3 separate regions of the Homo sapiens genome follow, and regions 2 and 3 are each linked to region 1. The links are chromatin contacts, found by Hi-C or POLR2A ChIA-PET in ENCODE. All regions are on one chromosome and are shown on one strand. Each heading gives the region's core, a stretch centred on a gene start or an enhancer-like site at or near the end of the contact. The rest is flanking DNA. Distances are from core to core; before and after follow the strand shown. Region 1 holds the start of LINC00963 (long intergenic non-protein coding RNA 963). Region 2 holds the start of PRRX2-AS1 (PRRX2 antisense RNA 1). Region 3 holds the start of NTMT1 (N-terminal Xaa-Pro-Lys N-methyltransferase 1).

Region 1 (3,776 bases), core at 608-3,107:
TCTGGCTGCACCCCTGTCCTCTTCTCTGTGTTCCTGCGGAGCTCCCAAAGGGAGGGGAGAAAAGGCTCAGGGGACATGGCTGGGACACAACTTCCAGCCCAGCCCTGCGTGGGCAGAGAGGAGGGAACAGTCCATCTATTCTAGGCTGGACGTGAGAGGGAGGACGGCCTTGGCTCAACCCGGGGTAAGGCAGGCTGACCAGCCCCTGGGGTTATTTGGCTTGGCAGTCAGAGGAGGACAAGTTGCAGGAGAGAGAATCAAAGATTCAGGCTGCCTAGTGTGGCCACCGCCCCATCAGCCCTAAGATGATCGCAGCCCCTTTCTGGCCACTGAATATGTGGGCACCCCAGACCTCTGTGGCAAGGCTGGGTGAGAGCTGTCTTTTGTGCACAGGTGCCCCTAGTCCCCCACCACTAGTGAGCATTCACACACAGAGGTGAACAGCCCCCTTGTGGGCCTGGAGGCTCCTAGGCCAGGTAGAGATGACCAGAGTAGGGAGCAGAGAATCCCCAGTGCCTAGCACAGTGACTGGCACTGAAGCATTTGTTGGATGAATGAATGAGTGATTGCCTGACCTCAGGCCCAGGGAGGAAGGCCTGGTGTGCAGGGCAGCTCCTGGGAGGCTTCAGGGATGGGGAGAGGACAGAGAGGGACTGGGAGAGCCACAGGAAGGCAGCCTCATCTGATGACTGACTTGGGAGGGAAACAGAATGTGGGCTGTGTTTCTGGGGAAACACCCCCCTGATGCCCGGGCACCCAGGAACTTCCAGGTACCCCCGGATCACCCCAGTGAGGACACTCCACAATTCCCCAGGAGGCATCACAGTGGGGCCGTTAAACCCAGGGACTTGGGATTCAGACACTTCTGGGCTCCAGTCCACCCCTCACTGGCTGGACCAGTTGCCTCAGTTTCCCTATGTGCACGGGGGACGGATAGGACCACGTGCTGCACAGGTTTGCTGGGAAGGCCATATGAGAGGTGCCGGCTCAGCACATCCTGTCTGCCATTGTTACAAACAACAGCACGGGAGAGTCGGGGAGCAGAGTCGGCCAAACGCAAGACCCTGGGCTCTGGCTTCCCTGTGCTACTGACCTATGGGGTGGCTTTGGACAAGGCCCAGCCTTTCTCCAGGCCTTAGTTTCCCCATTTGTACAGTCAGGCCCTGCTAACTTGGACAGACTTTGGCCCTTCTCCAAGCCCCACAGAGACATCAGAGACATGTGCACACACGGCCCTGGGATTGCCGACAGACACACAGGCACACATAGGCACGTACACACAGGCATACAGACACAGGCACAGACTCACACTCGGCCCCTCCCCACTCACACTCGCTCACACTCATGCTCACACTCACACCAACCCCCCTCCCCCAAATCTGCTGCGCACCAACGGTTGGTGCGAGCGGGGTTGAGAACGGGAGGAAAAAAGCCCACGACTCAGCCCGGGAAGAGGGGTGCGGTGGGGGAAGGGCGGGCGAGGGAAATGACAGCCCGCGGTCCCCCTCGAGTCCCGGCTCATGAATATTAATACGGCGGTAATTAAAATGCAGGGACGCAGCAGGATGGATGCGGCTGCCTCCGGAGCGCGGGGGAGCGCGGAGTCTTTGCAGGCGGGTGAAGCCCGCTCCTCGCCGGCGAAAAGCGGGGCCGGGCTCCGGGGCCTGGGTCCGGGGCGGGCGGGAGTGGGGACATTTTTCGTGGTCCCGAGCGTCCCGTCCCGGCGTCCCCGCCCCCGCCCCGCGGCCGCCTCTCCACGCCCTGCCCCGGGCCGCCCGCCAGGCCGCCGTTTCCCGGAGCCGGCCCCCTCCCGCCCTCGCGGCCGGCTGATGTCATCTGCACACAACTTTCCGCTTCCCGGCCCGTCTCGGGGCCCTGAGTCATCGCCGCCCCCGGCCCCGACGCTGGCCTGCGGCGTCTGTTTGTGCAGAGCGAGGCCCCGCCGGCCGGGCTTGACGTCAGGCTGGCAGGGCCTGGAACGGCCCCGCATCGCGGCCCCCTGGGGGCAGGACGACACCGCTGGGGGCCGAGGGCAGGGCACGCCTTCGGAATCCGGCTTCGAAGCCGGCCGCCTGACCTGGGGCAAGTGCTTTCAACTCTCTGAACTTCGGTTCCTCATCTGCCAGTTGGCAGACGCTCAGCAAATCTTCCTAGACTCACGGGGCGAATTGTACAGTTGGGTAAATCGAGGCCCAGAGATGGCAAAAGGACCGTCCAAGGTCGTACAGCCACCCGGAATTACAATTCTTTTCTGCCGGGTCACACGCTGTCATCCACGTGTTACCTAAGAGAGCTTTCCAGCCTGTGCTAAGAAAACTGCCCCACATCATCTGCAGTAGGACGGGGGAGTTGGAGCCCTGGTCAGGCCACTCTGCTACTGACCACAGTTTTCTCATCTCTAAAAAGGCGCAGTAACAATATAATTACCGTATGCAGTCCCCCAGGATACAGGGTCAAAGGAGAGCACAACCATCGCAGTTGGAAGCCCATGGGGCAGGTGAGTCACTGTTGTCACTACTGGGGTCAATTTTTTTTTTTTTCTTTTTGAGACGGAGTCTCGCTCTTTCCCCAGGCTGGAGTGCAGTGGCGCGATCTCGGCTCACTGCAAGCTCCGCCTACCGGGTTCACGCCATTCTCCTGCCTCAGCCTCCCGAGTAGCTGGGACTACAGGCACCCGCAGCCACACCCGGCTAATTATTTGTATTTTTAGTAGGGACGGGGTTTCACCGTGTTAGCCAGAATGGTCTCATCTCCTGACCTCATGATCCACCCGTCTCGGCCTCCCAAAGTGCTGGGATTACAGGCGTGAGCCACCGCGCCTGGGGTCACTATTGAAGTTGGCTAATGTCACTATTGAAGTCAAGTGAGAGAGAGGGCCCTCTTGGAGTCAGACCACCTAGGTTCAAATTCTGGATCCTGCTTCCGGCTCCTTTCCTCTGTCCCCCTTCTCCCCTCGGTGCCCTCCAACCAGTGGGCCTGGGAAAGCGTGTTCATGCTGGAAATGCCTGCCCAGCCCTTGCCCAGTCACACAGAGCAAGTGCCCCAGAAATGTCCTGAACCTCAGTTTACTGAGGGGAAACTAAGAACCTTCTGGCTACAGCTCTTGGGCTGAGCAGGGATTAGGCTCGGGTCTGCGATCCCAGGCCCTGCGGCCTCCCAGAGGCTTGGTTGAGAGCTCTGGCTCTCACTCCCCCACCTCCACCCAGCACCTGCCCCGGTCCAGGCTCACCCCCTACCCCTCCACCTGGTCAGTGGTGGCTCGGCCTCCTCTCAGCCCCTCCACCCCTCCTGGCTGTACACACCCTCAAGCTAACGGAATTCAAACTGGTGGAGGAAGGCCTGCCCTGTCCCTCCCAGCCCCTGCCTCTCCCTCCCTACTCCCAGCCTCACTGGACCACTTTCAAGTCCTCCAGTGCTCCAGGCTCCATCTTCATGCCTCCAGGCCTTTGCACGTGCTGGTCCCTCTCCCATTCTCCTGGTTAACTCCTCCACCTCCATCCGAGCTAGGATCTTCCCCTGGAGAGTGTCCCGGTTAGCACTACCCCACAACACACACACACACCGACATACACGCCCCACATCACAGGGACCACATCCCACACAGGCACAGACACACTGCATGACGCAGATCACAGGCACAAAGGTGCATGCGTGCACACATACACACTCCCACTCCATATGCCAATACACTTATCCCCCTACTCCCACATCACACAGACGGTTCCACACACTCCTCACACGCTCTGGCCACACAGTAAACACACACAGACCACAGA
Region 2 (3,776 bases), core at 950-3,449, 230 kb after region 1:
TGCAGTGGTACGGTACCGGCTCATAGCAACCTCCACCCCACAGGTTCAAGTGATTCTCCTGCCTCAGCCTCCAGAGTAGCTGGGATTACAGGCATGCACCACCACACTTGGCTAATTTTTGTATTTTTAGTAGAGACTGGGTTTTGCCATGTTGCCCAGGCTGGTCTTGAACTCCTGACCTCAGGTGATCCACCTGCCTCGGCCTCCCAAAGTGCTGGGATTACAGGCATGAGCCACCGTGCCTGGCCGCTATGCTTTCTTTTGATAGAAGAAAGGGAGAAAATATTACACATATTTTGTTATATTTGCAAAAAGCAATGCTGGAGGGATAAAGGAAGAACTAACTCTTAAAATGGTTCCTGAAGGTAGGGGAGAGGGAACAAGAGGGAAAATACATTTTGGAAAAACAATCGCAATAAAGATGGTTAGGTTTGTTTCACTAAGATGGAAAGGTATCCAGAATATTATTAAATAAAAAGAGGTAAGTTGAAGCCCCAGTGTGTGCTTGTCAATTTTTAATTTTATTTTTAAATTTTATTTATTTATTTATTTATTTTTGAGACAGAGTATTGCTCTGTCACCCAGGCTGGAGTGCAGTGGCATAATCTTGGCTCACTGCAACCTCAGCCTCCTGGGTTTAAGCGATTCTTGTGCCTCAGCCTCTGGAGTAACTGGGATTCCAGACACTTGTGACCATGCCTGGCTAATTTCTTTTGTCTTTGTCTTTGTTTTGTTTTGTTTTTAGTAGAGATGGGGTTTCACCATATTGCCCAGGCTGGTGTCAAAATCCTGGCCTCAAGTAATCCACCTGCCTCAGCGTCCCGAAGTGATGGGATTACAGGTGTGAGCCACCGCGCCTGGCCATTTTTTAAACTTGTATTTGTAATCTTAGAAAATGTGGGCAGTGGGGCTGGGCATGGTGGCTCACACCTGTAATCCCAGCACTTTGGGAGGCGAGGCGGGCAGATTGCTCGAGGCCAAGAGTTCGAGACCAGCCTGGCCAACATGGTGAAACTCTGTTTCTACTAAAAATACAAAAATTAGCAAGGCATGTTGGTGGGCGCCTGTAATCCCAGCTACTCGAGAGGCTGAGGCATGAGAATCACTTGAACCCGGGAGGCAGAGGTTGCAGTGAGCCAAGATCATGCCACTGTACTCCAGCCTGGAGGACAGAACAAGACTCCGCCTCAAAAAAAAAAAAAAAAAAAGAAAAAGAAAAAAGAAAGAAAATGTGGGGAGTGGGATAGGGGAGGGGAGAGTATTTTGTTTTACTTTATACCCATCTGTGTTGTTTGAATCTGTTACTGTGACAAGCAGTGTGATTACTTGGTTATTAAAATACACATTTTTAATGAGAAAAAATCAGATACAAAAGAAGTGCTGAACCGGCAGCATTAGTTGATTCTAAGTGCTGGAGGGAAGGGGGTTTGGTTCCATGTGGACTCAGGTGATCAGGGAGGGCCCCCTGGAGGAGTGGACAATAGGCTGAGCCCTAGAGGATGAAGGGTCAGAGGTGCCCTTGGATAAGGTTTAAATGTGGAAATAGTAGCTGGACGCCCCCCCACCCCCTCCCCCAAGGTACAGGCTGGGCCCAGAGGTTGCCACTCCAGGACCTCCCCAGGGTTCTGCTGGGCCCTCCTTACCAGAGCTGCTAGTTCTGTACCACAGGCCAGCACCACCCTCGGTCAGGTCCCCTGCTGGGATCCTCCACCGCCCCTGCTGGGCCTTGGCTGGACACCCTCCCTCACTCTCTAACTGATTGGAGAACTCTTGGGGATCCTTCAAACCCTTTGCAAGCTCCACCTCTCCTGAGGGGCCTCCCCGGCCAGCTCCTCATCCCCACCAGAGCTGAGCATCCTCCCGTGCCCTGGCCCACACCTGCCCTGACCCACCCCACGGCCCCACCAAAGCTTATTCGGGGCCTGCCTCCCCTGCCGATGGATCCCTCTGGTTGGTCTCTCCCCGGCCCCCAGTACAGCCTCTGGCCTAGTAGGCCCTCTGGAAAGGAAGGCTGCTCTCAACAGCTGCCTGATTGGCTAAAAAGGAGAAGATGAGGACTCTCGTACCCGATTGGTGGGTTCAGATCCTTCCACCAACAATGACTCCACTGGGACCTTGAACTTGGGCCCGAGACCATAGCCTCTCTGACTCTTCCTCCTTAGGAATGATGAGGATCACGACATCTGTCTTTAGGGCTCCTGGGAGCTTCCTAGAATCTGTGGGTCCTGAGCCTTGACTCCCACTGCTCTTTATGACATATTAATTATTATTATTATTACATGTCAGCAACAGGTGTCCATGCAGAATGTGCCATGCCCCACAGCCTGGGCCGGGTGCTGGGGACACTCAGGTGTCTCCTGAGCCCTCCTTGAGCAGGTCACTTGTCCCTGGTGGAAGGGACACCTGTCCCCAGGGCTCTTGCCGTGGTCCCATCTCAGTTGGCTCAGACTGGGGTTTCCACAGGGCAGGGGTGTGGCTGCTTTTGTTCTCCGTTATCTCCCCGGAGTCTAGCACTGGGCCTGCCACACAGGTGCTCAGTAAATACGTGTTGAAGAGTGAATGGATGGGTGGATGCCAGAAGGAAGGAATGAGGGAGTGAATTAAAGGGACGCATTCCTGGCGGCGGCACTAAAGCACTCAGAGCAAACTGCAGAGTTGGGGGCTGAACTGTGACTGTAGCCACTGGCCGTCCTGCTGACCATCCCGCCCCCCCAACCTCCGCAGGTGAGTGTCCCAGCCCGGGGCGCGGTAGCGCCGCCAAGCGGAAGAAGAAGCAGCGGCGGAACCGCACCACGTTCAACAGCAGCCAACTGCAGGCGCTGGAGCGCGTGTTCGAGCGCACGCACTACCCCGACGCCTTTGTGCGCGAGGAGCTTGCCCGGCGCGTCAACCTCAGCGAGGCGCGCGTTCAGGTGAGCGCTCAGTCCCGGGCCTCCCGTGGGAGCGTGCGCGTGGGAGCGCACAGCCACTGTTCACCCGGGATTACACAGTTGCCCAGGAGGGGTGTTTGAGCAGGAGCATCTGAGGCCAGGAGGACGGGGGTTCAGATCCCAGCCCTGCCACTTACTGGCTGTGTGCCCTTGAGCAAGTGACTTAAGCTGTCTGTGCTGCAGGCACCTGCCTACCTGGAAAATGAGGATCACGTAGGTCTTTGCTATAGGGGTCCTTCGAGGATTAGAGTTAAAATTTTCATAAAGCGGCCAGGCACAGTGGCTTATGCCTATAATCCCAGCACTTTGAGAGGCCGAGGTGGGTGGATCACTTGAGGCTAGGAATTTGAGACCAGCCTGGCCAACATAATGAAACCCCATCTTTACTAAAAGTACAAAAATTATCCGGGCGTGCTGGCGCGCGCCTGTAATCCCAGCTGCTTGGGTGGCTGAGGCAGGAGAATCGCTTGAACTCGGGAGGTAGAGGTTGCAGTAAGCTGAGATTGCGCCACTGCACTCCAGCCTGGGTGACAGAGTGAGACCCTGTCTCAATAAATAAACAAACAAACAAACAAATAAAAATAAATTTTCGTAAAGCGCTTAGAACAATGCCTGGCACCAAGGGTTCTGATAAAGAAGTCCTTTTCCAGTTTCAAGTTCTTAACTCTGTGCCAGCACTGAGCCGAGTGCTCAGCAAGCGCCTCTCCCCGCGAGTCCTCAGCAAGCGCCTCTCCCCGCGAGTCCTCAGCAAGCGCCTCTCCCCGCGAGTGCTCAGCAAGCCCCTCTCCCCGCGAGTGCTCAGCAAGAGCCTCTCCCCCCGAGTGCTCAGCAAGCGCCTCTCCCCCC
Region 3 (3,776 bases), core at 436-2,935, 140 kb after region 1:
ATAAGATGCACATACACACATCCTGCGGACTCAATGCAGAAGGGGCTTTTTAGCATCCCCTTTCTACCGTAGCTTTCAACACATTTAGAGCAAACACACTTTAAGCACCTTCTGTGTGCGTCGCCCAGAGGAAGGAACACCAGGATAGTATTATTATTATTTTATTTTTGAGACAGAGTTTCGTTCTTGTCACCCAGGCTGGAAAGCAATGGCGCGATCTAGGCTCATTGCAACTTCTGCCTCCTAGGTTCAGGCTATTCTCCTGCCTCAGCCTCAGAGTAGCTGGGACTACAGGCATGCACCACCATCCCTGGCTAATTTTGTATTTTTAGTAGAGACGGGGTTTTGCCATGTTGGCCAGGCTGGTCTCAAATTCCTGACCTCAGGTGATCCGCCTGCCTTGGCCTCCCAAAATGCTGGGATTAGAGTCGTGCACCACCGTGCCCTGCCAACACAAGGATATTATTAATAGTATAGGAAAAATGAACTTAAGATGGATATTGTCATTATAACAGCTTCCATTTCCTGAGAACCCACTGCAGGTGCTGAGCTGAAGGTCTGACGTGCAATGTCCCACAAGTTTAACCCTCTCAGAGCATCAGAAGTTGAGTAATTATTACGTTGCTCAACTTCCTCTTCTGACAGGAGACTGAAGCTCGGAAATGTTAACAGGCTCTACCCACCTGCAAGCTCCCGTTTCCATCACCGCTGCCTCGGAGATAGCTCCAGAATTTCTTTGCATGGGAGGAGCCTAGGGAAGGGCCACGCTTTTGGAATGGAAACGTCATGGGCTTGTTTTGCTCATTTCAGTGGGAATCCCATGGCACTGCCGAGAGTATTTCTTTTTATTTTATTTATTTTGGGGGGTCGGTATTATTTTAAGATGCTAATGGAGATGGGTGGATTTGAGGACCAATGGCTTTTTTTTCCCTTTTTACTCAAAGCCCGCACAACACACTCGTTTTTAGAAGTCCAGCCTGCAGCCTCCAAACGAACTGTTGTACGTGCTGGGGACGGGGAGAGGGCGACGCTGCGGCTCTTTTCCGTTCGGGAGGTCCTTCTAGATTCCCAAAAGTCAATTTAGTCAAGTTTTGAGCTGTAACCTGTGTTGGGCGCGGTGGCTCACGCATGTAATCCCAGCAGTCTGGAAGGCCGAGGTGGAAGCCTCGCTTGAGGCCAGGAGTTCAAGATCAGCCTGAGCAACAGGGTGAGACCCCGTCTCTAATTTTTTTTTTTTAAAGAAGTCAAATTAGGCCAGGTGCGGTGGCTCACGCCTATAATCCCAACACTTCGGAAGGCAGAGGCGGGCGGATCACTTGAAGTCAGGAGTTCGAGACCAGCCTGGCCAACATGGTGAAAACCCGTCTCTACTAAAAATACAAAAATTAGCTGGGTGTGGTAGCTCACGCCTGTAGTCCCAGGTACTCTGGAGGCTGACGCAGGAGAATCGCTGGAACCTGGGAGGCAGAGGTTGCGGTGAGCCGAGATCGCGCCACTGCACTCCAGCCTGCTTGACAGAGCAAGATTCTATCTCAAAAAAAAAAAAAAAAAAATTTAAATTATTTTTCAAAAGAAGTTAAGTTAAATCCGGAGCCCGCGCGGGGGAGGGGCGAGCTGAGCGAGGGGGTGGAGCCAGCCATGGGCCCGCCCCTAAACGCCCGGAAGTGACGTTGGCGGACAAAGGCAGCGCGCGCCGCGAGCTGTCGCGTCTGGTCGTGGTCTGGCGGAGCTGCGGTTGGCTTGTGGCGTCTCCGCCGCCGCCGCCCTCCCTTCCTCTTCCCCATCTTCTTCTCTCGGTCCCGGGAGCCCCCGCCCGGAGTGAGTAGCGCGAGGCGGTGCGAAGGGTAGGCAGCCGCTGGGAGAGGGGAGGCTGCGACCCCTAACTGTTTCGGCGCCCTGAGGTCCCGGGTCCCCGGCTCGTCACGTGACCCGGCGCGTGCGCGCGGGCCGGCACAGGCCTCACGTGCGCGTCCCCAAGAGGTCTACGGGCCGGACCTGGGCAGGGACTACGGAGCAGTCCATGGGTCGGGGTACAGGAGGAAAGTCAAGGCACTCAAAGCCCAGGCAGGGCACTCCCCCACCCCGGTCCCCAGACCGCAGCAAATCCCTTTCTCTGAGCCTGTTTCCCTTCCGAGAAACAGGGATATGGAGAGCGCCCACTTGGAGGATGGATGGGAGGAATCGGTAAAATCGGTAAAATGCCCAGTTCAGAGCCTGGCACAGTTAAGTGCCCGCTGCACAGAAGTTGCTGTCGTATTTAACCTTGGGTGCCACCCGAGCGCCAGCCCGACACAGGTGCAGCTCAAAAAAGACAGCCCGAGAGCCCTTGCGGCCAAGGTCAGCCTGTCTGCAGGGAGGCTGCCATATCGAAAAGCCCAGACTTTGCTGCGCACCAACTGTGTGATCTCTCCCTCTGGACTTTGGTTTCTCCTCTGTACTATAAGTGATTGCCACAACTGGTGTCAGAGGCCCTGACAGCGGGGAGGGACAGTGTAACCGGTGGTTGTGGTGTGTAGAATGATTGCCCAGTGAGATGGGATGAGCCTCTGGGAGGAACCAGGGCTGGTATAAGGAGCCTGGATTCCCTCCTTAATTCTGTTCTCGGCTTCCTGTTTGTATGTTTAAAGACACGTCACTTCCTTTAGTGTGCTGGTTTTTCTCTATGTAAACTGAGGACTGTGCGGGGGTTGGAAGGATGCATGGAGCGTTTTGGTGGAGGCCGGAAGCCCTAGGATCACAAGGATGGCATCTAAAAAATCTCGGTGGGGGTTCTGTGCTTATAGGCAGAGGAAGCTCACTCCCCACTCTGGCTGATTTGCAGAGCTGTTTGAGTCTGCTGGCTTGGCCGCCCAGCATACCAGTAACAGTCCCCTAGGTGTGTCCAATACAGCTTCTGTGGCATTCTAAGGCAGTTTTCCCATTTGATCCTCATAGTGGGCAGAGTTGACAAGAATCTCATTTGACAGAGATTTCTAAGCTCAAGAGAGAATATGTGCCCGGCACTGTGCAAAGCACTTTAAGCTTTTCATATGCACTTTTAATCACAGCCTTTCTGTAAAGTCGGTATTACTGTTCCATTTTATAGGTGAACTGAGGAATGGTGAGGTTTAATGTCTTGTCTGTGCTTACACAGCAGGTGTGCAGAGCCAAGATTCAGATCTGGTTCATCTGGCTCCATCAGAGCCTTTGTTAGTTTTTAAATGTATCCCCTGTTTTGTCTTCTTCCCTCCCTTTCTCACTTCCTTCTTTTTCTTAGAGCACTCTGCCGTTTGCATGTGGCCTGCTGCTGTCCACAAAGATCCAGGGAGGATGGACTCTGTCCACTAGGCTGCTAGAGGGTGGAGGTAACTTTTAGGCAGGCTTTTCCGTAGAGACTTACGTGAGGAGGATGAGATGACTGCAAAAGTCTGCCGGTGACAGTTTCAGCACTGTTTTCTTCCATGGGTCGTGGGAGAAGAGATGCAGTACCTTGGGTCTGAACACCTTGGCGGGGAGGAGGAGGCAGCAGCCAGGTGACTGTGAAGGATGTAGGATCACATTTACTGGCTGAGCAGCCATTTACCAGGCATGAGGGGTTTGTCTTCCTCTCTGAGCTAGCCTAGAGTGCACACAAAGCCCGTGTGCTCCTGGCCCCCTCCCAGGCCCTTCAGCCACATACGGCATCTGTGCTCTGGAGCAGAGTGTAGCAGGACCACCTGCTGTTGGCTGACTGACCTTGCTGTTCCCTCAGACTCTTAGGGACCTCCTCCTGCCCCACTCCAATCTGGACACCACGA

The links. Hi-C counts contacts between places; a loop is a spot of excess contacts on that map. ChIA-PET counts read pairs that join two places held with the same protein, here RNA polymerase II (POLR2A). Pooled maps may share reads with other maps.
Region 2: a pooled map shows a loop between it and region 1 (1.8-fold over the local background). The contact joins the promoter of PRRX2-AS1 here to the promoter of LINC00963 in region 1. A Hi-C loop is called at or near these places in 1 of 168 maps with a recorded cell type or tissue (ascending aorta) and 2 of 50 pooled maps. POLR2A ChIA-PET finds 5 or more read pairs at or near these places in 1 of 52 experiments (OCI-LY7).
Region 3: a loop to region 1 is called in a map of CD8-positive, alpha-beta T cell, with 2.5 times the contacts of the local background. The contact joins the promoter of NTMT1 here to the promoter of LINC00963 in region 1. A Hi-C loop is called at or near these places in 21 of 168 maps with a recorded cell type or tissue (B cell, CD4-positive, alpha-beta memory T cell, CD8-positive, alpha-beta T cell and 18 more), 11 of 37 single-sample maps with no recorded cell type and 28 of 50 pooled maps. POLR2A ChIA-PET finds 5 or more read pairs at or near these places in 19 of 52 experiments (A549, AG04449, BJ and 12 more).

The regions. Positions count from the first base shown.
Region 1 is chr9:129,486,803-129,490,578 of GRCh38, forward strand. LINC00963 (long intergenic non-protein coding RNA 963) reads left to right here and starts at 1,858. Exons shown (of 5, transcript NR_038955.1): 1 at 1,858-2,497. LOC124900275 (extensin-like) reads left to right here and starts at 3,147. Exons shown (of 4, transcript XM_047424330.1): 1 at 3,147-3,776. The coding sequence starts at 3,679. RefSeq lists enhancers at 1-375, 1,036-1,695, 3,016-3,675, 3,676-3,776 and silencers at 1,704-2,063, 3,068-3,362.
Region 2 is chr9:129,716,507-129,720,282 of GRCh38, forward strand. PRRX2-AS1 (PRRX2 antisense RNA 1) reads right to left here and starts at 2,200. Exons shown (of 2, transcript NR_132102.1): 1 at 2,067-2,200. PRRX2 (paired related homeobox 2) reads left to right here. Exons shown (of 4, transcript NM_016307.4): 2 at 2,725-2,912.
Region 3 is chr9:129,624,478-129,628,253 of GRCh38, forward strand. It overlaps NTMT1 (N-terminal Xaa-Pro-Lys N-methyltransferase 1), which reads left to right and starts at 1,686. Exons shown (of 4, transcript NM_014064.4): 1 at 1,686-1,818. RefSeq lists an enhancer at 1,659-2,197 and a silencer at 1,811-2,050.